Regions from separate parts of the Homo sapiens genome. Here region 1 is linked to region 2. A link is a loop called in an ENCODE intact Hi-C map of the cell type or tissue named here. Cell type or tissue: endothelial cell of umbilical vein. All regions are shown on one strand.

Region 1 (2,500 bases), 77 kb before region 2:
CTTTAGTATTTCATTTTGCTTCTGAAATGGCTTCTCTTTATTTCTTTTTTTTGTTTGTTTTTTGTTTGTTTGTTTTGAGACAAGGTCTCACTCTATGGCCCAGGCTAGAGTACAATGATGCAGTGTGGCCTCACTGCAATCTCCACCTCTCTGGCTCAAGTGATCCTCCCACTTCAGCCTTCTGAGTAACTGGGACTACAGGCACACACTACCATGCCCAGCTAATTTTTAAATTTTTGTAGAGACAGGGTCTCACTATATTTCCCAGGTTGTTCTCAAACTCCTGGGTTCAAGCCATCCTCCTGCCTCAGCCTCTCAAAGTGCTGGGATTACAGACATGAGCCCCACCGCGCCTAGCCTGGCGTCTCTTTATTTGTATACGACAAGGAGGATTAAGATTTTCTAGAGAGGCTGGGTGTGGTGGCTCACACCTGTAATCCCAATGCATTGCAAGAATGAGACAGGAGGATCACCTGAGCCCAGGAATTCCAGGTTGCAGTCAGTTATGGATGTGTCACTGCATTCCACCTTGGACAACAGACCTAGACCCTGTATATTCATTCTCTCTCCCTCTCTCTCTCTCTCTCTCTCACACACACACACACACACACACACACACACACACACACACACACACCCTGTCTCTCTCTCTCTCTCTCTCTCTCTCTAAGAAAAGATTTTCTAGAGGAATTGGAAAAAATTGTTTGCTTTACTTGAGAAATGAGGGAATTCGGGGTCAAAACTTGTCTTGCATCCAAATTGTGTTCATTGACTCATAGACTGTTAGAAGTAACCTCAGTTTCCTTATCTATCTAATGAGGGGTTTGAAATAAAATAATCTGTAAGACAGTTTCCTCAGGCAGAACCAGAAGCCAAGACCAATTTAACAGCACAGCAATGGGCAGCTGCACCAAAGCGAAGGCCTGCTGAGAATCCACCACTGGGGGCAGGCTGCTGTGGCTAGGCTCCAGGTCAATGTGCAGTGATTTAATCAGGTGCCCCCATGGGAAGAACAATCGGTGATGCATATTAAAGAAACAGATGGGGAACTGCTAAATAAATTTGAGTAGATAAAAGAGGTCACTTAGAAAAACACAGAAGGCGATTTGAAGATATGCTTAAACATTTGTTTCTATTTTTCCCCCTTTGTGTTTGGTGACTTAAAATATAAAAAGAGCCTGGGCCTCTAGTCCCAGCTACTTAGGAGGCTGAGGCAGGAGAATCCCTTGAGCCCAGGAGTTCGAGTCCAGCCTGGGCAACATAGCAAGACCTCATCTTTAAAATATATATATAATATAATATAACATAATAAAAGTTATATAATTTAATACACTACATACTTAGATAATTTAAGTATATATAAAGACTGTATATCCAAATTATAAGAAATTTTGATGCCCATCTATTGTCCTGGGTTTATGTAAGACCTCAAATCCAAAAAAAGATGCAGGCTGAGGAAGAAACATAGTGTATGTTACATTAATTCCTCCCCTTTTTTATATGCCCCCCAATTTAATTTTCTTCAGCTTCTAAGTCTTTTATATAGCTATTAGCATCTCCTTCCTCCCCCTCAAAAAAAAATAAAGCTATTATTCTATTATTAATATTTCCTATTTTTGATTCCAGATTATATTAATGGTTTAAGTTAACATAAAAGCAGAGTTGGTGTTTCTGTTTCACTACTTTGCCAGAATGTCATCCAAGGTTCATTACAAAATAGAGAAAACCCTAAAGAAATTACAGTTGACGTCTATATAAATAGAACATTCAAATCAAGGATGAATAAGTGTGGATTTGTCTTTTATTGCAAAACAAAGCAGCTGTAAGGATGCTGAGCAGAATTTAAACTACTAGGAAAATAGCCAGCTACTTGGAGAGGAGGGACTCAGATACTTGGGAATATAGGTGATTTGGGGTAACTTTGGACCACTGCATTAACACTGCAAGTTATCCAAGTCCAGGACTCAAATGCTCCAGGGGCACAAGCCGTAGTAGTGGCAGCCCTAACCTTAGCTCAGGGCTCATCCCTTGATACGGTCCCACTCTTCTAAACTATGTCATTTGCTAAAGTTGCTCATGAAACTCTGAGGTCAGCATCTCTTACTTTTTTGCTGCCACTCCCTCCCATTTACTCAAAATGCTTAGAGCGTTAATCTCTACCATAATTATTATTGTCTAACTGGAAATACCACATTGTGTTAAGTTCTTGAGGAGAGACTCGTTTGAGGGGTTGCTGGATGACAAGAAAGAGAGAAGCAAAGAGATAAGCCTTAAACTTGCTTGGGACGCAAGAGTTCCTCCATAAACTTTTCTTCTTCATCCACTCCATACTTAAATTTTCCAAATTTAAAAGGTATATATTTTTAACTTATTACAAAGTAATCAAGATTGTATGGTACTGGCACAAAAATATACTAGCAGAGCAATAAAGCAGATTCAAATCAGGGAAGAATGAAATAAAAGATGGTGGGATAATTTGCTAGCATTTTGGAACAAAATT
Region 2 (2,500 bases):
AGCCTGGGCAACGAGAGCAAAACTCTGTCTTAAAAAAAAAAAAAAAAGATGTGTTAGGTGGGACTAGAGCAGTGTTCAGTCTAGGGCTAATTATTTCCCCAATACTGAGGCAAGACCCTTCTGAGTTCCCTACCCAATTGTGAGCCTTGTGAATTGTGAGCTTTTCCAGTCTGGCTGGTGGGAACAGGTTCTATTCCCAGCTCTGCATGAACATGGGCATTATTACCTCTAAGCTTTCAGAAGTTTTTTTTTTTCCCTTGGCTCAAGGTAGTTCCTCACATACATGTACCAGTCGGTGCTATGCTGAACACTCAGTGTGACCCTCTGCACAACTCCTGGGCTCCCTCTCTGTGCAGTTCCCTCCTTTCTGGTTCCCTATCCTTCAAACACTGGCTGCCTTGGTTTTTCTGGACCTCAGCTGTGTCTGCAGCTCAGCATTCACCAGGCTCTGCCTGAATTTCTGCTCCCTGATCTGCAGCCTGGAACCTTTCTCCAGACAATAAGCTAGGTAATCACAGGGCTCACCTCTGTTTTTCCCATATCATAGGGATCACTGTCCTTTGTTGCCTGATGGCCAGTGTCTTGAAAACTGTTGTTTCTGGCCAGGTATGGTAACTCATGCCTGTAATCCAAGCCCTTTGGGAGGCTGAGGCAGGAGGATTGCTTGAGGCCAAAGAGTTCAAGACCAACCTGGCCAACATAACAAGAACCATCTCTTTAAAATATATGTGTGTGTGTGTGTGTGTGTGTGTGTGTGTAAAACTTGTTTCATATATTTTGTCCATTTTAATTGTTTCAGGCATGTGGGTAAATTCTGTCCTTATTACCCCATCTTGACATAGGAACCTCCAGAATAGGATTCAGTTGCTGTTCTATTTCCCTGTTAAAGTATTAACTCCCAAAAGTGAAGGATCTCTTGTTTTGTTTTCCTTATGGTGTCTTTCTAGTTCATTGTCTAGTATATACAAACTCACTAAACATTTGTTAACTAAGCATTTATTGGTGACCATGTTGCAGCATCAAGCAGGTGTTGTGTGTATCATTGGATCAAAACAAAAATGTCTTTCTAGGCTGTGTCCCCTCATTCTTTAGTTTGATTGGTTTGAGGTTTTTGTGCTGCTTGTCAAACAACATATCACAAAGCCTCTTGGAGATTATAGTGGAGTAGTGTCCTTCAATCTTTTCTGGAACAAGGCAGTTTATAAACAAACAGTAAAGTTAGCTAGGGCCTTTCAACTCTGTAGGAATGAAGTAACCAAGAGCCACCTCTGTTTCTTGTTATTATATTTTTTATATACTCAGCAAGGGTGGGAGCTATGACTAAGATAATTCTTAACATTTGTTGCAGCTGTAACTTGGTATCAGAGCAAAAGAGATAAGGACTAGTAAAGAAAGGTCCTGGCAATGGAATTGTTAACATGGATCACAGTATTTCTTACTGATTTTGTGACAATAACAAGGATCTTGGCACAGGATATTTCTTTTTTCTTGGAACACACATGAGTTTGGATAAGTGCCATACATTTAAATTACTGTTATATGAATTCTTATCTCAATGTCTTCCATTTCCTTAGCTGCTGTTTTGTAGTTGCAGAAACATTGCTAAACTGTTTCAACGCTCTTAGCAACCAAGGTTCAGCCTTATTTTTGTTTGTTTTGTGTAACTTGGGGGTGGGGGATGTATCATTTCATACTTATCTGAGAGTTTTTTTTTTCTGATCTCATCATTGTTTATTTTTATAGTTTCCTACTAGGTAAAGAATTATAATTTCAGTTTTTAAAAATTTGAGTTTTGGATTTTGCTATCTTAAATAAGGAAATTACAGTCATTTAGATAGAATGCTATCTACTGAAAGGTAAAAATGTTTTCTTAGACATTATGTTATTTTAAAAAATGGAAGTAGTAAAAGTCATAAATCTGGATTTTTTTATTTTTGACCATATTTCAAGCAGAAGAAAAAATTAGATCAACTCAGGATAACTCATCTTCATCTTTTAGGGACTGATATTATACAGATTAGTGGTTACCAACCTAAATGAGTAAGAATTAGAATCACCTTTGGAGCTTTTTCAAAAATACTCATGACTAACCAGTCTTCATTTTCTGAGTTTAAGGAACACTGACAGAGATACTTGGGACTATGTGGTCTTTAGTCTTCCTAGGTTGCTAGTTTGTTTTGGCAATCTCTTTCTCTCTCTCTGTCTTTCACACACACACACACACACACACACACACACACGAAGAAGAAATTCTAGGAGCAACAAGAATAAGGAATTAATGTGTGTCTATTATGTTTCTCATCCTGCAAGACATTGAGAGCACAAACCAAACTAACCATTATAAGGGAGATCTATTGAATTTATCAACATCTCATAGTCACTAAGATTTTAAAATCTAATTGATATTGATATAAGACTAATTTAAATTAATACATGTTTAGAAAGGTATTTTATGTCATATGAAATTATTCCAGCAGTTTGCTAGTTAGATGTTTCTCGG

What was found. A loop is a pair of places that touch in the nucleus more often than their neighbours do. Peaks named below come from ENCODE experiments on the same cell type or tissue, not always from the same donor. Only the 100,000 strongest peaks of a DNase experiment are listed, where the experiment ranks them.
Region 1: a loop joins it to region 2, with 2.2 times the contacts of the local background. A loop is called at or near these places in 5 of 110 quality-filtered maps.

Annotation. Positions count from the first base shown.
Region 1 is chr15:51,800,648-51,803,147 of GRCh38, forward strand. All of the region lies in intron 8 of TMOD2 (tropomodulin 2), which reads left to right. Among named protein-coding and RNA genes, the nearest start is that of TMOD3, 28 kb to the right of the region's middle. In endothelial cell of umbilical vein, a CTCF peak has its summit at 943; a DNase peak (open chromatin) is centred at 944.
Region 2 is chr15:51,877,650-51,880,149 of GRCh38, forward strand. All of the region lies in intron 3 of TMOD3 (tropomodulin 3), which reads left to right. Among named protein-coding and RNA genes, the nearest start is that of TMOD3, 49 kb to the left of the region's middle. In endothelial cell of umbilical vein, no CTCF peak of the experiment used is centred here; a DNase peak (open chromatin) is centred at 1,502; H3K27ac peaks cover 2,277 bases.